Linked DNA regions of Homo sapiens: region 1 is linked to region 2. Evidence: chromatin loops called from intact Hi-C (ENCODE). Cell type or tissue: GM12878. All regions are shown on one strand. Links, peaks and the distances in the headings refer to the core of each region. The heading gives the core; the rest is flanking DNA. Region 1 overlaps ADSS2 (adenylosuccinate synthase 2). Region 2 holds the start of LOC105373262 (a long non-coding RNA gene).

What was found. A loop is a pair of places that touch in the nucleus more often than their neighbours do. Peaks named below come from ENCODE experiments on the same cell type or tissue, not always from the same donor. Only the 100,000 strongest peaks of a DNase experiment are listed, where the experiment ranks them.
Region 1: a loop joins it to region 2, with 2.3 times the contacts of the local background. A loop is called at or near these places in 7 of 110 quality-filtered maps.

What each region holds. Positions count from the first base shown.
Region 1 is chr1:244,395,909-244,409,103 of GRCh38, reverse strand. ADSS2 (adenylosuccinate synthase 2) reads left to right here. Exons shown (of 13, transcript NM_001126.5): 13 at 1-610. Among named protein-coding and RNA genes, the nearest start is that of ADSS2, 49 kb to the left of the region's middle. In GM12878, for the core only: no CTCF peak of the experiment used is centred there; a DNase peak (open chromatin) is centred at 2,553; H3K4me3 peaks cover 482 bases; H3K27ac peaks cover 275 bases.
Region 2 is chr1:244,316,087-244,325,302 of GRCh38, reverse strand. It overlaps LOC105373262 (a long non-coding RNA gene), which reads left to right and starts at 126. Exons shown (of 3, transcript XR_949343.3): 1 at 126-208. RefSeq lists enhancers at 970-1,928, 5,362-5,771. In GM12878, for the core only: no CTCF peak of the experiment used is centred there; a DNase peak (open chromatin) is centred at 5,632; H3K4me3 peaks cover 884 bases; H3K27ac peaks cover 2,767 bases.

The sequences.
Region 1 (13,195 bases), core at 173-5,172, 87 kb before region 2:
AAACTTTTGTAATGCTATGAATTCTGTTTAAATTTTGGGCTGTCTATTTTCTGCTGAAACCATGCAAAATTGAGCTTTGGTGGGGCTGGGAGGGGGTTATGTATTCATGGGACCTTTAATTTGTACAGAACACAGAACTTATTTCTGTCAGTTATTTAATACATTGAAAATTTAGTGAAATGTTCAAAGAGAATAGATGTTTCCCAAAACAACAATCTTTATGTTAAAAATAGTCATTAAAAGATCTGTTGTAATATATGGTGGATATTTTTCTTTAATTTCAAACATTACCTCTGAAATGTGTATCTTTTCTTTTTTATCTTACCATTAATTTTAAATCTAGTGGATTGGTTTTCAACATCGTGCCTGCCGATATGCCTACAGAATCATCTGTAAGTGTCAAAATGAACCCACGTTGTTAGCCATAATTTTGATTATGCCTTTATTTCTCCTTTCTTGAAAAAAAAAAGGTGTTATTTTGACAATTAGGCATAACATTGTTTTGTAGATTATCTTTTAATGAACTATTTTAAATGTTAAATTAGGTGCCACTTAAATTTATTTTATTACACCATGAATAGCTGATTAAAAGAACCAAATATTTCTAGTATGCTTTGCGTATTGTGTTTTTGTTCTACTAAGAGAGGTTAGTAATAGTATATAGGAAGGAGCTTTATCTCTGTAGTGTAATACTTAGTTCAAGAAAAATTCTCAAATAGGAGCAGTATCGTTAGACTCAATAAGTATAAAGAACAATACAGATTATCCTACAAGCCAATTACTGATAGTAATGACTTACATGTAAAAATAATTTATAATGAATATATAATTTCTGTTTAATAGAGAATGAATGGGCTTTTAAAGTCTGCATTCTTATCTTGGTTGCAAGTATTGCACTGTTAAAATGTATTTTTAGTAATGGTTCAGAGACAGATACAAAGAACTCATTCTCCTTTTCAAGTATATGTGTTAGACTCTTCCTAGGTATTGGGTATGCAGTGGTGACAGGAGCACAGTCTTCCTGAAACTTAATGTAGTGGGGGACAGCATGGTAACCAAATAGAGATTTATAAACAGTAGTTACATGCTGCAGTAGAAAAGTACAAGGTCTGATGAATGAGAATCTAGTCTTAATTTAGCAGGGGTTGGAGAAGGCCATTAATGGAAATAATGTCTAAACAGACCAAGCAGATGCGTACAGAGCAGACAGAGGGACATGTACTGTACAAAGGCCCAGAGGCTGGAAAGAATTTGGAAAGTTGGAGCAACTAAACAAAATGAGTGAGGGGCTGATGAGATTGATTAGCTTAGCAGTAAATTCAAGGAGTAAAATCATGGGGGGTTTTTTTGTGTTTTCTTCTTTTTATTTTTTTTTTTGAGGCAGAGTCTCGCTCTGTCACCCAGGCTGGAGTGCAGTGGTGTGATCTCAGCTCACTGCAACCTCCGCCTCCCGGGTTCAATCGATTCTCCTGCCTCAGACTCCTGAGTAGTTGGGATTGCAGTCATATGCCACCATGCCTTTATTTTATAGGCATGAGCCACCATACCTGGCCAAAACCCATGTTTTACATGAAAGAAGAAGACTATAATATAATACAAGACATACAGTAGTTCCCCCCTTATCCATGAGAGATATGTTCAAAGACCCCCAGTGGATGCCTAAAACTGTGGGTAGTAGTACCAAATCATATATATACTGTTTTTTCCAATACATACCTGTGATAAAGTGTAATTTATAAATGAGGCATAGTAAGAGATTAATAACATAATAAAGTAGAACAATTATAACAATATACTGTAATAAAAATTATGTGAATGTGTCTCTCTCTCAAAATATCCTCTATTGTACTGTATTTCCCCTTCTTGTGATCATGGGAGATGCTACAGTGCCTCCGCGATGAGATGCAGTGAGGTGATGTAGGCATTGTGATGTGGCGATGGGCTACTGTTGGCCGTCTGTGTAATGGCTTGGTGTCACTCATTTCAAGGGATTCCTTGCTGAAGTCTTTGCATGGGCTCAGTGCTTTCTGGAGTGACACATTGCCGTTAATATTAAGATGTTTTCTGTTGGTATCTTCCACCCATAAATGGAATGCCTTTTCCATCTTAACTAAGCACTTGTCATGCACCGTGGCCACAGCTTTTGCAGTTTGAGGTGTGACAGCAAAACTAGCGTGAATTTCTTCTTCCTCCTTCAAAATTTCACAGATTTGTTCTTATTGTAAATCTTAGCAACATCAGCATATGATTTGTCTTTATTTCCTTCAGTAGAACTTCCACCTTTTCACTTGAAATGAGTACTTTACAGCTTCCCTTTGGCACACCTGAATTGCCAGCATCACTATTCTTGTGCTTTGGGGCCACTCTTTAGTAAAATAAGGGTTCCTTGGACACAACCACTGAGATACCAGGCAGTCGGTCTGATAACCACTCGATCTGATAACTGAGACAGCTACTAAGTGACTAACAGGCAGGTATTGCAGACAGTGTGGAGACACAGGACAAAGGGATGATTGACATTCTGGGCAGGACAGAGAAGGATGGCCTGATGTCTCATTATGGTACTGAGAGCTGCTTGCAATTTGAAACTCATAAATTATTTTTGGAATTTTCAATGTAATATTTTTGGGGCAGGTTTGGCCTCCAGTAACTAAAACCAACGAAAATGAAACCACAGATGGGGGAGAGACTACTGTATTACGCTTAAGAAGGCCCTAATGGGAGCACAGGAAAATTGCTAAAACTGTATGCTCTAAATTTCAAAACTCAGTAGATGGAAACTGCGTGGCAGAACAAGACACTGAAATGGGAAGAGGGCCTATTTAGTACATATTTTTAATATACTAATTAATGAATATAGTTGAATAGGGATGCAAGAATATCTGAGGCATTTTTGAGAAAGTAATATGTTGAGAGAGGAGTCTTTGTCCTGCCAGATGTTAGAACATTACACAGCTACTGTAATAAAAATATATAGCATTGCTATGAGAAAGAATACATAAGAGAAATGGAATAGACATTCCAGAAATAGATGCAAGCATATTTGGGAACTTAACACAGGCTTATCTAATCTTAGGGAAAGCCGCCTTCATAAAAACAGCAAACTCAGGAACCTAAGGAAAAAATGTTCGGATTGAACTGAGTTTATGTATATATAAATACTATATGTATATAAAATATATATATAGTATTATGAGCAAAGTTTTTTTTAAAGCCTGAGAAAACAAACTTGGGAAAAAATATTTCAGCGCATATCCCTAATGTACAAAGAGCGAATAAAGTGACAAGTAATAGAAAAATGGACAAAAAATTAATATATATCAAGCAATCCACAGAAAAAGAAGTATCAATGGCCCAAAACATGGAAAGTATCCACCTCCACCTTTCGCTATAGATAAAAAAAATATAACTTAACAATGAGAAACCACTTCTCATCTCAGATTGGTAAATATGAAAAGATCAGTGCTATCAAGAATGTGGAGAAATAGATACTTTCACAAACTGCTGGTTACAGTGTGAATTACTACAATCTGTAGGGGAAGCAATTTGGCAATATCGGTTAAAATTTGTATTTGCAAATCCTTTGACCCACCAGCAATCACATTACAAAAAGAAAAAAGAAGGCCGGGCATGGTTGCTCACACCTGTAATCCCAGCACTTGGGAGGCTGAGACAGATGGGTGGATCACCTGGGGTCAGGAGTTCGATACCAGCCTGGCCAACATGGTGAAACCCCATCTCTACTAAAAATACAAAAATTAGCTGGGTATGGTGGCAGGCATCTGTAATCCCACCTACTTGGGAGGCTGAGGCAGGAGAATCACTTAAACCTGGGGGCGGAGGTTGCAGTGAGCTGAGATCGTGCCACCGTACTTCAGCCTGGGGTGACAGAGTGAGACTATCTCAGAAAAAAAAAATACATTTTTAAAAAAGAAAAAGGCAGCCCTATTTCATATGTAATTGAAAACAATGTCAAGGTCTGTTAATAGCATAAGATGGTATTCTATGAACTGGAAGAGAGGAGGGAATAAAATATAAAACTGTGTATATTTGTTGGTCTAAACCAAGGACAAAATATGCAAGGGTGTATATCAAATGGTTAACGTTGGTCACTAGGAGAGAACTTGAAGTTTTCTTTAAATATTTTTGTACTGTTTATATTTTTAAGAGCATATAGTTTTTTTAAATTATTTTTAAGAAATGAGTTATAGGCCGGGTGCGGTGGCTCACGCCTGTAATCCCAGCACTTTGGGAGGCCGAGGCAGGTGGATCACAAGGTCAAGAGGTGGAGACCATCCTGTCTAAAATGGTGAAACCCCCGTCTCTACTAAAAATACAAAAAATTAGCCGGGCGTGGTGGCAGACTCCTGTAGCCCCAGCTACTCGGGGCGGGGCTGAGGCAGGAGAATGGCGTGAACCCAGGAGGCGGAGCTTGCAGTGAGCCGAGATTGTGCCACTGCACTCCAGCCTGGGCGACAGAGTGAGACTCCGTCTCAAAAAAAAAATTAAAAAAAAGAAAGAAATGAGTTATAGCAGTTATTGAGAATAAATTGCTGTTTCAAATGTACCTGAGAACTGAGTACATTCAGTGATTAATAGTTTTAGGAATCCACAGTGTAAATCATGGTCAGTATACTTTTGGGGAAGGATAATTGAGATGTTGACATTTGACATCATTTTACAGGCCTGGTCTTTAGAAACCATATGAACATCCACACTGACACAAATACCGATATTATAAATGAAAGAATATGCTATCATTAGATACCAGAGTCATATACTGTACAAGCTAAAAGATTGCCTGTTTGGAAAATGCTTCCAGAATGTAGGGAAAGAAGAGATTATTGGCTTTGTAACTTGTTGCCCACTGCTTTTTTCTCTTAAGGTTGAAAAGTAATTTTGCTTGGAAACACCAACAACCATTAGCCTAGATGTTTTTGTAGAATAGCGTCCATCTTTCTAGAATCTACCTGAGAAGAAAAGATCTGGGTGACCTTTATACACAGCATCCATCAGTCTTCTTTCACCTTTCTTAGACTTTTTTCTGGCTTTGTCATTTTATTTTTTATCAAAGTGGTGATACATGCATATAATGTTTATTTAAACAACTTTATTGAAGTATGATTTAGACACTGTAACATTTGTCTATTTTAAGGATACAATTCAGTGACATAGTGAATTTACAGAATTATGCAACTGTCACTACTGTGTAATTTTAGAACATTTCCATCCCACCCTAAAGATTCCTCCTGCCCATTTGTAGTCACTCCCATTCCCACACCCAACCTCACAAGTCTACTTTTTGTCTCAATAGAGTTGCCTTTCTTGGACATTTCACATAAATGAAATCACAATATTTAATCTTTTTGCATCTGGCTGGTTTTTTAAATATCTTTTGAGACAATACCATGTGCTTCATTCCTTTTTAATGCTGAATAGTATTCTATTATATGGATATACCACATTTTCTTCATTCATCTGTTCATAGACACTTGAGTTATTTTCAGGGTTTTTTTTTATATTGTGATAGTACTGCTGTGAGCATTTGCATTTAAGTCTTTGTGTGGACATAGGTTTTTGTTTCTCTTAGGTAGATACCTAGGAATGGAATCTCTGGGTCAGATCATACATTTATGTTTAATGTTTAAAAGAAATTTCCAAAGTGACTACATCACTTTACATTCCCCCCAACAATGTATAAGGATTTCCATTTCTTCACATCCTCATCAATACTTGTCATTGTGTATCTTTTGATTATAACCTTTCTAGTGGGTATGAACCGTTGGTTTCTTGTTTTAATTTGTGTTTCCCTAATATGACTAATGATGTTTGAGCATTTTTTTATGTCTATTTATATATCCTTGGTGATGTTTATTCAGATATTTTGCCCATTTTTAAATTGGTTGTTTTAATTATATAAGAAGTCATTATACATTCTGGATACAGATTCTGTATTAGACATAATTTGCAAATTTTTTTTCTAGTCTGTGGCTTGCCATTTCATTGTCTTGGTGATGTTTTTTGAAGTGCAAAAGTTTTAAATTTTGGTCAAATCCAACTTATCAGTTTTTCCTTACCTAGGTTGTTTTTGGTGTCACATTTAAGGAATCTGCCAATCCAAGGTCATTAAAAGTTTCATTTGATGTTTTAAAAAAATGTATAGTTTAAACTTTCACGTGTGAAAGACCATTTCACAAAATCATCTGTGATCCATGTTGAGTTAATTTTCATGTGATGCGAGGTAAAAGCCTTAAGTGTATCTCCTTGTGTGTAGATATTTACTTGTCCTCGCACCGTTAGTTGAAAATACTATTCTTTTCCCATTGAAATGCCTTTGCCCCTCTGTTCTTATACCAGCACCACAGTGTTTTGATACTGTGGCTTTATAGCATGTTTTGAAATTCAGGAGTACAAGCCCTCCAGCTTTGTTCTTTTCAAGATTGATTTTGCTATTCTGGGTCTTTTGCGTTTGATATAAATTTTGGGGCTGGCATCAGAAAAATGGCAGAGTTTTAGCTCCAAACACCCATTTCTCCACAGAATCATCAAAAAACAAATAGGAACTATCAGAATGAACTTTGTCAGAACTCTGGAAAACACAGGTTTACATCAGTCAGGTAAACAATAGATAAAGAAAAAGGCAAATTAAAAATGGTAGGAAAGCTGTGTGGTGTTTTTACTTGTCCTTGCCCATCCCCTTTCCAGGTCAATGGCAATCTTGAAGAAAGCAACCTGCATTGCCAGTGTGGGACCCTGGTCTCTGGTTCTAAAGGGAGCAGAGCAGACCTTATTTGCAAATTATTGTGGTCTTTCTATTTTAACCTCTCTGTGGCTGCCTGAAGGGCTGACACAGAGTGCCCATCTGTGTTTTATCTAACTCAGAATTCACCTAGGATGGAAAAGTGGTGAGCATTGCTTGGAAACATTATAAGGAGAACAAAAAAACCACAACTGCTTGGAGCAAAAGATGATATACACAATCTAAAGCCTGGGAGGAAGAACAGAGGAGAGTTTATTTGAGAAATTAGGTCTTTCAAAAGTGTATATTAGGGAATATAGAAAGCCATATACATGCTCAGGGCAGGACACATGCCCAGAAAAGACCTGAGAAGATCCTAAGCTCTCACCTTCGGCTGATCTCTAAGTTTAGTGCAAGAAGAGAAGGCTGAGGCAGAGTTGGAATCCCTGAGCCCAGAGCTCATGTGTGTGTGTGTGTGTGTGTAATCCTAGTATTTAAGGAAATCTTTGTCAAAGCACTAGTTGAACACAAACTAAAGGAACAGAGACTTCAGTAACTAATACAATAAGGAGTACAGTTTTTGCAAAAACAAAAAAGGTTGGAAAAATCAGTAACACAATCTTAGACTTCAACAATCAACGGCAAACCCTAGGGAAAAGAAAAACTGATTTACAGAGTTTCCACATTATAATATTCAAATGTCCATTTTCAATAACAGCAACAAACTACAAAGAAACAGGAAAGTATGGTCTACTCACAGGAAAAAAAAAAAGAAAAAGACTAAAGCCATCCCTGAGAAAGATGATACATCAGACTTACTAGACAAGGACTTTAAATCAACTGTCTCAAATATGCTCAGAGAACTAAAGGAAACTAAAGAACTAAAGGAACTAAAGGCAAATGATGTATGAACACAAGAATATCCAAGAAGAGAAATGATAAAAGGGAACCAAATACAAATTCTGGAGCTGAAAATTATGGTGACTGAAATGAAAAAATTTGCTAGAGGCATTCAGAAGATTTGAGCAGGCAGAAGTAAGAATCAGTGAACTTGAAGATAGGACAACTGAAAATATTCAGTCTGAGGAGCAGAATGGAAAATGAAGAAAAGTGAACAAAGCCCAAGGAACCCTACCATCAAGTGGACCAACATGCATTACGGGAATCCCAGAAAGAGGCAGAAAGAATATTTGAAGAAATAATTCATCAGAAACTTCCAAAATTTGATGAAAGGCATGAATCTACAAATCCAAGAAGCTCAATGCATTCAAAGTAGAATAAACACAAAAGAGATCTACACTGAGACACATAATCAAACTGTCGAAAGACAAAGATGGAGCATCTTGAAAGCATCAAGAGAGAAGTGATTCATCATGTACAAGGGACCCTCAGTAAGATTAAAAGCTGATTTCTTACAAAAATCATAGAGGCCAGAAAAAAAAAATGGGATAACATTTACTTAAAGTACTAAAAGAAAAAAACTAAGAATATTTGGCAAAATTATCCTTCAAATATGAAGGAGAAATTAAGACATAAGTAGATAAACAAAAGTGGAGGAAGAATATTACCCATAGGCCTTTCCTGTCAAGAAGTGCTACATGTCCAGGTGCAGTGGCTCACACCTGTAATTCCAACACTTTGGGAGGCCAAGGTGTACGGATCACTTGAAGCCAGGAGTTTGAGACCAGCCTGGCCAACATGGTGAAACTCCGTCTCTACCAAAAATACAAAAAAAATTAGTGAGGCATGGTGATGGGTGCTTGTAATCCCAGCTACTAGGGTGGCTGAGGCAGAAGAATCGGTTGAACCCGGGAGGCGGAGGTTGCAGGAGAATCACTTGAACCCGGGAGGCGGAGGTTGCAGTGAGCTGAGATCGTGCCACTGCACTCCAGCCTGGGTGACAAAGCAAGACTGTCTCAAAAACAAACAAACAAAAAAAGCTACAGGGAAAGAGCTACAGGGAGTCTCCCAGTTTGAAATGAAAGGAAACCAGCCAGTAACTTCAAGCTGAATGAAGAAATAAAGATCTCCAGTAAAGCTAAAAAGGTAAAAGCCAGTATTAATGTATTTCTGTTTTGCAACTCCACTTTTTATTTTCTACACAATTTAATAGATAAATGCATAAAAAATAATTACAAATTTTTGCTATTGGGTACACTGCATAAAAATGTAATTTGTGACAACAATAAGGTCAGGAAAGAGCTGTATAGGAGCAGGGTTTTTGTGTGTTATTGAAGCTAAGTTAGTATCAATTAAAATAATATAGTTACAAATTTAGGATGTTAATTGTAATCTTCATGGTAACCATTAAGAAAATATCTAAAATATATACACAAAGGAAATGATAAGGAATTTAAACAAAACCCTACAAAAAAATCAGCTAAGGACAAAAGAAGGCAATAATGAAGGAAATTAGGTATAAAAGATAATCCAACTGTATGCTATCTACAAGCAACTCACTTTAATCCAAAGATACAAATAGGTTGAAAGTGAAAGGATGGAAAAAGTTATCACACAAAATAGACTTTACATTTAAAACTGTTACAAGAGACAAAGAAGGGAATTACCTATTGATAAAAGGGTCAATTCATCAACAAGATGTAACAATTATAAACATATTCATACTCAGCAAGCAACAGAGCCCCACCAAAATATATGAAGCAAACACTGACAGATTTGAACGGAGAAATGGTTCCACAATAATAGAAACTTCAATACCCCATTTTAATAATAAAAATTATTATTACTATTAGAACATTTAGAAGATTAATAAGGAAATAGAGGACTTGATTAACATCATAAATAGTACACTTCCCCCAACAATAAAAATACACAATCTCCTCAATTGCACATGGAACAGTGTCCAGGACAGAGGATAGGTTACAAAACAAGTTTAGAAATGCTGAAATCATACAAAGTATTCTTCTCTGATTACAATGGAATGGAGCTAGAAATCTATAACAAAACTAGAAAATTCACAAATACGTGGAAATTAAACAACACACTCTTAACCAACAGATCAAATAAGAAATTCTAAAGGAAATTAGGAAGATTGCTTTTTTGCATTTTATGGATGTAACTATTTTGACAAATCTCATGTCAAATTATGATATGATGGTAATATGTCAACTTGACTGGGATGAGGGATGCCCAGAAACAAGGTTAAAACCTTGTTTCTGGGTGTGTCTATGAAGGTGTTTCTGGAAGAGATCAACATTTGAATCAATGAACTGTAAAGATTGCCTTCACCAATGTGGATGGGCATCGTCCAATCTGTTGAGTGTCCAGATATTTAATAGAACAAAAAGGCAGAGGAATAGTGAATTTGCTCTCTGCTTGAGCTGGGACATTCATCTTCTCTGGCCTTTGAATTTGGGCTGGTACTGAACACCATTGGCTCCCCTGGTTGTAAGGCCTTTTGGCTTGGACTGGAACTACACCAGCAGCTTTCCTGGGCCTCCAGTTTGCAGATGGTAGGTTGTGGGACCTTCCAGGCATGGTGTTCATGTGAGCCAATCCCTCATAAGTCTCTTTGTGTATGTGTGTGTGTGTGTGTGTGTGTATATATATATGTATATGTATATGTGTATATATATACGCACATTGTATTAGTTTTATTTCCTTGGAGAACCCTAATTAATGCAGATTTTGGTACCAAGAATGGTACTAGAATAAGAAAGTTCTAAGAATTAGTTTTTTGAATTGTTTCTGGGGCTTCTGAAATACTGCATTCTTTTGTCCTTAGCTGATTTTTTTTTGTAGGGTTTTGTTTAATTTCCTAATCTTTTCCTTTGTGTATATATTTTAGATATTTTCTTAATGGTAATCTGATTGGATTTAAAGGGGCTGATGATTCTGTATCCAGTAGTAAAGAGAGCCCTGATAATAGTCCATGCTTGGATACTCCTAATCAACTCCTTATAGGAAGCAAGGAGGCTGGGCACGGTGGCTTATGCCTGTAATCCTAGCACTTTGGGAGGCCGAGGCAGGCAGATTGCCTGAGTTCAGGAGTTCAAGACCAGCCTGGGCAACACGGTGAAACCCCGTCTCTACTAAAATATAAAAAATTAGCTGAGTGTGGCAGCGTGCGCCTGTAGTTCCAGCTACTCAGGAGGCTGAGGCAGGATTATGGTGTGAACCCGGGAGGTGGAGCTTGCAGTGAGCCGAGATTGTGCCACTGTACTCCAGCCTGGGCGACAGAGCGAGACACTACCTCTCAAAAAAAAAAAAAAAAAAAAAAAAAAAAAAAAGCAAGGGACCTCAAGGGTTCTGTGTCTGATACTTTTAAACATTTTTGGAAAACTAAGGAGTATAATAGCATTGGTTGGTTGCTCCTAATGTCACTGAAATTGCTGAGAGTCAAATCCTGGGACTTGATGAATTACAGCGCATGTTGAATTTCCAGCCCCACAGGGCATCCGCTCTTTTATTTTATTTATTTTATTTTATTTTATTTTATTTTATTTTATTTTAGTTTAGTTTATTTTAGTTTATTTTAGTTTATTTTAGTTTAGTTTAGTTTAGGTTAGTTTAGGTTAGTTTATTTTATTTTGTGACGGAGTCTCGCTCTGTCGCCCAGGCTGGAGTGCAGTGGCGTGATCTCGGCTCACTGCAAGCTCCGCCTCCTGGGTTCACGCCATTCTCCTGCCTCAGCCTCCCGAGTAGCTGGGACTACAGGCACCCACCACCAGGGCATCTGCTCTTAAAGTGGGGACATTAATTAGGAAATAGTGGAATCCTGTCAATTGAAATGGGGATGTTTGGGAAGACCTAGATAAAGCTGGAGACATTGAGCCCCTAAAATCTGATGAGTCTTTTTTGCCAGTGTCTCCCAATCCCAGTGGAAGTGCCTTCCCCAAACCCAGTGACAGTGGCATTCCCACTCACAGTGATATCAGCCTTTTCTCCTCTGAGGAAACCCTGCATTACCTAAGGAAACTGACAGGGTGGTGATTCCCACCACATCCCCATTCAACACTATTTGGCCTGTGCAGAAGACAGATGGATCTTGGAGAATGACAGTGGATTATCATAAGCTTAACCAGATGGTGACTCCAATTGCAGCTGCTGTACCAGATGTGTCATTGCTTGAGAAAATCAGCACATCTCCTGCTACCTGGTATGCAGCTATTGTCTTGGAAAATGCCTTTTCTCCATCCCTCTCCATAAGGCCCACCCTAAGCAGCTTGCTTTCAGTGACATGACCAGCAATGCACCTTCACTGTCCTGTCTCAGGGGCATATCACCTCTCCAGCCCTAGGTCATAATTTAGTTCATGGGGATCTTGATCACCCTTTCCTTCCACAAGATACCACGTTGGTCCGTTACTTTGATGACATTTTGCTGATTGGACATAGTGAGCAAGAAGTAGCCATAACTGTAGACATATGGTAAGACATTACCATGTCAAAGAGTGGGTAATAAATCCAACTGAAATTCAGGGGTCTTTACCTCAGTGAAATTTCTAGGGGTCCAGTGGTGTGTGGTGTCGAGATATCTCTTTCTTTCTCTCTTCCTTCCTTCCTTCCTTTCTCTCTCTTTTTTTCTTTTCTTTCTTTCTTTCTTTCTGTTTCTCTTTCTCTTTCCTTTTCTTTCTTTTGAGAGAATGTCATTTTAAACAAATTTATGTATTTGTTTCATGAGAAAGAGCATTCTGAAAGCAGTGTAGCCAGCATACAATCACAATGCTGCAGAACATGGAATAAGCTTTTAAAAAATCGCAGAGCAGAGAATGGGATGGTAAATTGTTAAAATCAGGAAAGAGTCCAACAAAGTAGGAATCCAATTTGGTTCCCACAGTGGGGTAATCAGTTTAGGAAGTCCATTCGTGATGTTAATTACAACAATGGAATAGAAACATTTCAGTTGATACTAGATATTTTCATATGCTTGTTTCGGTAGAGATATCCTTTCTAAGGTGAAGATTAAGTTGTTTCATCTGGCTCCTCCCACAGCCAAGAAAGAGGCACAATACCTGCTGGGCCTCTTTGGATTTCTGGAGGCAACATATTCATTTGGGTGTGTTAACGCTGGGCCGTTTACTGAGTTACCTGAAAAGCTGTGAGTTTTGAGTGGGCCCAGGACAAGAGAAGGCTCTGCAACAGGTCCAGGGTGCTGTGCAAGCTGCTCTGCCGCTTGGGCCATGTGACCAGCAGATCTGTCAATGGCAGGTAGGGGAGCCTTTGGGTAGGCCCATAGAGGTGAGTCACACCTCCAGCCTTTAGAACTTTGGAGCAAGAGCACAAAGTATGTTTTTTCCCTCTGGGCAGGTGGGGGAGGGTGAGGAGGGTGCAGAGGGGAGGAGAGGGGATCCACTGTCAGACCCCCTGTGCTTTCCAGATTTGAGCATTCAGTGAGCTGTCAGGTGGGGCAGGTACTGGGAGCACTGCGCCCCCGCTCCCCACCACCAGTTCCCCTGCCAGGATGCCCCACCCTGAGCCTGAGGCTGCACGGGCC
Region 2 (9,216 bases), core at 3,271-8,270:
ATGGTAGCCCACACTTGTGCCAATTGCTGAGTTTTGGCCAATCAAATGTAGCCAACTGTTTGAACCATGTTCAAATAAAGCAAACCCTGAGCTGTAACAAATCCGCTGCCTCTGTCCCTCACTTCCTCTTTCTGTTCATAAACATTCTTCCACGACGTGCTGTGCTGGAATCCCTGAGCCTGCTCTGGCCTGGGAGGCTGCCTGATTTGTGAGTCCTTCATTGCTTCATTAAATTCTTTTACATTTAATCCGGTTGAAGTTTTCCTTTAATGAACTGATTTTTTAAAAAGTACCTAAGGTTAGCTTTAAAAAAAAAAATCTGTCCTTAAAAATTGGGTTGGCCAGGCGCAGAAGTGCAGTGGCTCATGCTTGTAATCCCAGCACTTTGGGAGGCTGAGGTGGAAGGATCGCTTGAGTCCAGAAGTTCAAGACCAGCTTGGTCAACACAGTGACACCTGGTCTCTTAAAAATAAAAGAGAGAGAGAGAGAGAAATAATTGGGTTGTGACTTATACTCTATACAATGTATATAACAAGACATACAATATATCTAGTTAGATAGAGAGCCATAGTTCCAATGAGCTAATAATACACATGGATTGTGGTAAGCTATGAGTGGCATATATAGAGACCAATAGGAAATGAGTTAATTCTGATTGCAGATATCTAAGCAGGCGAACAAGGCATTTGACATATGGATCAATTTTCCACTGGCAGCAATGAGGGAGGTTTTTGCAATGAACGGTTATAGACATGGAGGTGGGAAAAGTTAAGCCATGTACAAGTGTATTCATTGGCTAGGGCTGTTGTAACAAAGTACCAGAGACTGGGAAGCTTAGACAACAGGTATTTCTTTCATTTTTGGATGCTAGGAATCTAAGATCAAGGTGTCAGCAGGAGGATTCGTCCCTTCTGAGGGCTGCAAGGGACAATCTGTTCCATGCCTCTCTCCCAGCTCTGGTGGTTTGGTGGCAATCTCTGGCGTTACTTGGCTTGTGGGAGCATCAACCCTCCAGCTCTGGCGGTTTGGTGGCAATCTCTGGCGTTCCTGGGCTTGTGGGAGCATCACCCCAATCTCCGCCCTCATCTTCACCTGATGTTCTCCCTGTGTTTCTTGACGGTGTCTTCTCCATGTGTGTGTGTGTCTTTGTGTCCAAATTTTCCCTATTTATAAGGACCAAAGTCATATTGGGTTAGGTGTCCATCCTACTGACCTCATCTCAACTAATTATGTCTGCAACAACCTGGCTTTCAAATAAGGTCACATTTTGGAGTACTGGGAGTTAGAACTTTAACATGTACGTTATTTTTAAGGCCAGGGTGAGAAGGACATGATTTAACCTTTAACAACCAGTATGGGCCAGGTGCTGTGGCTCACGCCTATAATTCCAGCACTTTGGGAGGCCGAGGCAGGTGGATCACCTGAGGTCAGGAGTTTGAGACCAGCCTGGCCAACATGGTGAAACTCCGTCTCTACTAAAAATATAAAAATTAGCTGGGCTTGGTGGTGTGTGCCTGTATGTAGCCCCAGCTACTCGGGAGGCTGAGGGAGGAGAATCGCTTGAACCCAGGAGGTGGAGGTTGCAGTGAGCCAAGATTGCACTATTGCACTCCAGCCTGGGCGACAGAGCAAGACTCTGTCTCAAAAAACGACAACAACAACGACAACAACAACCAGTATGTAAGGCATATAGTGTGGCTGACATGTAGGGCCTGTAGTTTGGAGGGTACGGGAAAGTGAGACCAGAAAGAGACCGTGGCAAGCTTTTTAGTAAAATACTAATAATGGCAAACACTGGTTGACCAGTTGTTTTATCCCAGGTACTGTTCTCAGCACCTCATGGATTTGATTATTTAATCCTCATCATTTTATAGATGTGGGAATGGGGGCACAAGGAGCATACTTGGCTCAACTTTGAAACTTTCTTGAAATTCCTCCAAAAGGGATGTACTTTTTAAAAAAATAAAAGAAAGAAAGTAAACAAGGAAATGATGAAGAAAAGTCACACTTTCTGTTGGAAGAAGGCTGCTTTAATCAGGTTTGTGGAAGCCAAATCAATGTGACTCCGCCTTCACCAGCCTGAATTGTTTTTTTCTCTCCTAAAAGTCGACTGGTCAGGAAGCTCTGAGTCAGGACTGAGTCATAGTTGTGGTATGTTCTCCAACTAGAAAACAAACTTTGTTTTTAAAACCACTAAAGAAATGTTTGAATAAATAAATGTGCTTCTGTAGCCATCATCTCTGATTCATGAGTTTTTTGAATGGTTCACTACCAATGTTCCTCTGATTGCCGCAGAGTTTGGACAGTGGATATTCTCCACACTTAAAGGTGGTCTTGTCCAGTCTTTCCACCGTCCGTCTTGCTACTGCTTTTTAAATGCCTTCTCAAAAGCTAATCAAAAATTTATGAATAATTCCAAGCTGGGCAAACCGGTTCAACTGGCCTAAGTGCAAGAGGAAAAAGGAAAAGAATTCAAGTGAGAAATTATGCTGGTGTGGATTATTAAGAGCTATGGTTTTGTACAAATACTGCTTCCAGTCTTAGTGGGTCTCTCCTAAAAACCCCAGAGTCCAACCAAACCTAGGAACAGAGAAAATCTAGAGAAGGTAGAGAGAGAGTTGAAAGTCATTTCTTTTAAGGTGTTTTACTTTATGTTTCTATTTTCCCACACAAGGAACATTACCCAGATTTGTGAATGATAATAACACGTTTATTTCTATTTGTTATTTTTCCCTTAAAACAACATATATATTATCTTACAGTTTCAATCGGTCAGGAATCCAGGCATATCTTAGCAGGATCCTCTGCTCAGGGTGTCACAAAGCTGTAGTCAATGTGTTGGCCAGGTGGCAGTTCTCATCTGGAGGATCAACTGGGGATGAATCTGCTTCATTCAGCTTGTTAATAGAATTCATTTCCTTGCAGCTGTAGAACATACAGTGCTGTGCTTCTTCAAGGCCAGCAGGAGGGTTGACCCCAGGGAAATCTTCAGCCCTCTTCTTTTTTTTTTTGAGACAGAGTCTCACTCTTGTTGCCCAGGCTTGAGTGCAATAGTGCAATCTTGGCTCACTGTAACCTCTGCCTCCCAGGTTCAAGCAATTCTCCTGCCTCAGCCTCCCAAGTAGCTGGGATTACAGGCGTGTGCCACCATGCCTGGTTAATTTTTGTATTTTTAGTAGAGACAGGGTTTCACCATGTTGGCCAGGCTGGACTCGAACTCCTGACCTCTGGTGATCCCCCTGCCTCAGCCTCCCAAAGTGCTGGGACTACAGGCTTGAGCCACCGTGCCCAGTTCTCCTCTTCCAAAGGACTTCCAATGATTAAGTCAGGCCTGCTCAGGATATTCTTTTGGTTAATTTAAAGTCACCTGGAACCTTATCCACAGTGAAGAATGAATGACTTGCAAGGTTTACCTATTACTTTCTTCACTAGCTTTATTTGCATCTGGGCCTTATGCCAAAGGGATGAAATGCAAAGGGCAGAATTGCATTCATCAGTGATTCTGATGGAACATCTGCAAAAGTCCTTCATCCTTGCTATATAACCTGAGGATAATACTAGGGGACAGAGATCATGGGGACCATTTTAGAATTCTTCATGCCGTAATCACTTTCTGGTAATATCCTATTTATGGTTGTACTTGGAAGGTGCTACAGTTATCACCCTATTTTCTGAATAAGGAATAATGACGCTTTTAAATAGAAAGATTGAGGCCGGGCACGGTGGCTAATGCCTGTAATCCCAGCACTTTGGGAGGCCTAAGCGGGCAGATCACTTGATGTCAGGAGTTCAAGACCAGCCTGGCCAACATGGCAAAACCCCATCTCTACTAAAAATACTAGCCAGATGTGGTGGTGGATACCTGTAATCCCAGCTACTCAGGAGGCTGAGGCAGGAGTGTCACTTGAACCCAGAAGGCGGAGGTTGCAGTGAGCTGAGATGGCGCTGCTGCACTCCAGCCTGAGAAACAGAGCGAGACTCCATCTCAAAAAAATTAAAATAAATAAATAAATAATAAATAAAAAGGTTGAATATCCTCTCCTAAATGTAGACTGGGCCATCAGAAAATACACTTTCCATAATCATGGAGTCATAGAAGAGCATGTTAGACACAAATTTTTTTCTAATTTTTTAAATTTTTTTGAGACAGAGTCTCACCTCAGGCCTCACCCAGGCTGGGGTGCAGCAGTGGCGTGATCTCAGCTAACTGCAACCTCCGCCTTCCAGGTTTAAGTGATTCTCCTGCTTCAGCCTCCCGAGTAGCTGGGATTACAGGCACACACCACCACATCAGGCTAATTTTTGTATTTTTAGTAGAAATGGGTTTTCACCATGTTAGCCAGGCTGATGGACGCTACCTTATAATCAGCTGGTCCATCCCCCTGTGTTTTAGAGACAGAAACCAAGGAAACAGCAGTGACTTGCCAAGGTCACAGAACTTGTTCTTCTGAATTAGATTCTATATTCAATGCATTGAAAGTTTGTGATCAAAAGTCAGAGTGAAGTAGGGATTTGCAAATAATAAAAACTGAGGTGCAAGAGCTTTTTTTAAAATAACGCTTTTTTTTTTAAAGAGACAGGGTCTCACTCTGTTGCCCAGGCTAGAGTGCAGTGGCACGATCACAGCTTACTGCAGCCTCCAATTCCTGGCCACAAGTGATCCTCCAGTCTCAGCCTCCTCAGCATGTACCATCATGCCTGGCTAATTTTTATTTTATTTTATTTTTGAGATAGGGTCTTGCTCTGTGTCTCAGGCTGGAGTGCAGTGGTGTGATCTTGGCTCACTGCAGCCTTGACCTTCCCGGCTCGAGTGATCCTCCCACCTCAGCCTCCCAAGTAGCTGGGACTAGAGGCATGCACCACTATGCCAAGCTGATTTTTGTATTATTATTTTTTTTAGAGGTGGGGGTCTCACTATGTTGCCCAGGCTGGTCTTGAGCTCCTGGGCTCAAACAGTCCACCTGCCTCAGCCTCCCAAAGTGCTGGGACTACAGGCATGAGCCACTGTGCCCCACCTCACGTTTTATTTTTAGTTTTTTGTAGAGACGGGGTTTTGTTGCTCAGTCTGGTCTGGAACTCCTGGCCAGCCTCAAGCAATCCTCCCACCTCAGCCTCCCAAAGCACTGGGAATACAGGCATAAACCACTGCTTATGGTCAAAAATAACACTTTCATGTATAATTTTCTCATTAGAAATTTGTCAAATCACACCTAGAACTGAGAACACCACCGAGCCTCTTCAGGGACTTAGAAATCAGGGAAACCCCTGATGTGTGTGAATATACATTGGCCTGCGTCCTGGCCGGGGAAGGCAAGTTTAAGTTTTCAGAGGATTTGTAGGTTGGATGTCATGATTGCCTTCCTCAGGGCTGTCATTTCTTAATGTCTTTTATATTCTTCTTCTCATCTCCCTTCTGCACTGAGTCAGGGCCTCTCTCATGGAGCAACAGTCTTCCCACAGAGAGTAAAGTCATCACAGTGGAGGCTTGCTCAACCTTTACAAATTCTAAAACCACAGGCCAACATTAACTTCCTCCATTTCTCACCGGAAATCAACATGGCCACCACCATCGTGCCTCATCCTGCTCCTCTTGGACTGTAAATCATGGCTTGTTCATTGTAAGCCGTCAATTGCATGTTGTTTCAGTTGTCTGCCAACTCAATTCTATCAGTGTGTTTTGACTGATAGAATTTTGTAAACTCCCTTTTACATTTATTTGTATTTGACGAGATGGTTTGATTTTGTTGAGCTGTCTTCCTCTTTGTTATCCCTCCTATCACAGTTCTTGGAGCTCACTACCCCTTTTCAGATTGTCATGGGCAGGCAAATTGCTGGTCCCCTCGCCTTGCAAGGTCCTTTGCATAACCACACAGTTTTCACTTGAAAAGACAATAGAGTTGCCAGATAAAATACAGGCCCCTGCAAGATCTGGAACACACTCTGCACGATGCCATGCAGTATTTGGGATATACTTATGCCAAAACTTGTTCATTATTTATGTGAAATTCAAGTTTAATTTGAATTAAATATTGGCACCCGTATTTTTATTTGTTAAATTTTTATTTGTTAAATATTTGTTAAACTTTTATTTGATATACTTATGCCAAAACTTGTTCATTATTTATGTGAAATTCAAGTTTAATTTGAATTAAATATTGGCACCTGTATTTTTATTTGTTAAATCTTGCCACCCTCAAGTACAAACGCCTCTGTACCTCAGAGGCATAAGAATGTGCAAATGGGATTCATGCAACTCACAACCTAGACCTCCCTCTCTTTTCTATCTTCAAAAACCAATGTTCTTTTACTGTTAAGAACCTTGGGAGAGAGGGAAATCACAAGGTAGTCTTAAGCAGATTACTACACTCTTGTAGTGATAACATTTAATTAAAAAATTGATTTATTTTTCTTCTGACTTAAAAGCAAAATGAAACAAAACAAAACAAAACCCCAAACCACAAACTCAGGCCTCCTCTCTGGGCTTCCCTGCACACAGGCTGATGTTAACTGCACTGAGCACCCTGGGAACATCAGTCCAACTGCAGGCACTGGAATCGCTGTAGACCATGACGGACAATGGCTCCCATACACACAGTATTCCAGTCTTGGGAGTGAAAATGGCCCCGTGCAGCCTCACGGCCCATGGGTTTAGGCTGAACTTTGAGACCATTTCTTTTTATTCACACCTGGGATGGCCTAGCCCAACTGAAACCAAGCAACCTGGACGCCCTATCAGTGGCTGTGAAATCATAGGCCAAATTCCTCTGTGGCAAAGACTTCCTGTAAAAAATACCGTTAAGGCCTAGCCAGGTCCGAAATGAATAAATGAATAATCATTGATTATTGATCAATGCTTTTTAATCAGTGCCCTCTGTGAAAAGGAACTATCCCTCCCCACAAAACTCTTTTATGAATAGAACCAGAATGGTTGAAGGGTGGTTTCATTCTTTTTTTTAAGAGATGGGGTCTTGCTGTGTTGCCCAGGCTAGTCTTAAACTCCTGGCCTCACGTGATCCTCCTGCCTCAGCCTCGGCCACTGAGCCTGGCTCATTCACTTTTTACCTACTTTTGGAACCTCAAATGGTAACTAACTTACCAAGTGATTGGCATAGCTACCAAGGTGAAATGTTAAATTTAATGCAGTGTCACATCGTTCTTCCAGATTCGTGGTGAGTAGGATTATCCAACAATCCCTCTCATGTATTTCTTTCTTTTTTTTTTTTTTTTTTGAGATGGAGTCTCGCTCTGTTGCCCAGGCTGGAGTGCAGTGGCACGATCTCGGCTCACTGCAAGCTCCGCCTCCTGGGTTCACACCATTCTCCTGCCTCAGCCTCCCGAGTAGCTGGGACTACAGGCACCCGCCACCACGCCCGGCTAATTTTTTGTATTTTTCATAGAGACGGGATTTCACCGTGTTAGCCAGGATGGTCTCGATCTCCTGACCTCGTGATCCACCCACCTCGGCCTCCCAAAGTACTGAGATTACAGGCGTGAGCCACCGTGCCTGGCCCCTCTCAAGTATTTCTAACCAAAATGATCAACCTTCTGTACCCTGAACTTACAGATTCTGTTCTAAAGTCAGTGTGAGAATTATTCCATCTAGGTTAGTACATTTGTCTCTAGAAAAACGACCCATGGGGAGACAGTGTTCCCCATGCCATTCCTTGCCTTTTGGGCCCACCACAAATCCTGATATTTAAGGCCCTTAAGTTAAATAATTCTGCCATGAAGCATGAAATGTAAGTACAGCTTAAATAATCATAAAAGAGAGACTATATGTCCAAGCAGGCAGCATGCACCTTGATGGGTGATGAGTACGTTAAGATAAATCATGCCCAGATTGCAAGGTGTGGGAGGCGTAGTGCACCATCCAGATTGCCCGGCAAATCTGAGGGACTCTGGGAGTGCTGCTGGCTGACAGCCTTCAGCTGTCTGTCCTCTCCAGAAATTGCTCTTGGCTGCAGAGATCCTCTTGCTTAAGGTCATGTCCTCTTGTGAGGGCAGTCGGTATCCGATGACTGTTCATTGCAGAGGTATAAGGGCTCGGACCCCGTGCCCCAACTCATGACAACTCTGAAGGCCCATGGGGTCAGCTGAGGTCACCCTTTCTCCTGGGGTGTTAATCCCAAGAGCACTCTAGCAGGCGTCCTGCATGCTAACTTCCATCTCAGAGCCTGTTTCCCCAGGAAGCAACCTGTAACTGGTGATATCAAGGATATTTCAACATGGCCTGCTGCAGTGGCTCACACCTGCAATTCCAACACTTTGGGAGGCTGAGGCAGGAGGAGGGCTTGAGCCCAGGAGTTTGAGACCAGCCTGGGCAACATAGGGAGACCCTGCCTCTGCAGATAATTTTAAAAACTTAATTTCAAAAGTAATATTCCAAGAAAGCAGATGCTAAGATGGGATTCTGCAGCTGAGTCACCTGTGTTTCTGGTTGGCAATGAGGACTTCATAACCGCTGGTAGATGAGGCACAGCCTAGCCCTAGGAAAAGGCAGCAGTGCAATTGTTAAAACTTCTGCCAGTAGTGAATTTGGATGGCAAATGAGTGGAGGGGAATACAGTAGCCATCGAAATGTATTAGACATTTGAGAAACGTGGGGGGAATGAAGGACAGTGGAATTGGATGACTGTTGCAGGGGAACTGCCGCTTCGAAAAATGAAAGGCTGGCAGTGAATGCACAACTCACCAGCTAGGTATGAAAACCAGAGACCTTCTTGGCAACGTATAAGGGAATCCCCATCTCCAGTCACCAGAGAGCAGAAAAAGCTGAGGATCAGGCCCAGTTTTTAATCATAAGAGTAGCAGAATTCTAGAAAGTGTTAAACTCTCATCCTGGGTAGGTCTGCTTTGCCCAGGTCGGGGCTCTGATGAGCAGAAAGTGGAACCTGGAGATATGAGATTGAAACACTTGTGTCCATGTGCTTGAAAATCCTGATTCCCCAGAACCCTTTGAGCCTAGGGAATGGCTCCCTCCTCCATACTAAGGGCTAGCACCCACCCCATTTATTTGAACACAGTGCAGCGGCCATGTCCCTGCAAGACAGCAGGCACCCTCTTCAGGGTCTGTCCTTACCTGCCCTCTTGACCATTAGGCCAATAACTATATTCTGTAACCCACCTGGGGAGATGCGGGACCTGTGAAGGGAGAAAAAGAGCGATACACTGAAGGGGCTGCAGGGCCAAGCTTACCTCAGTGGGCAGGATCCAGCA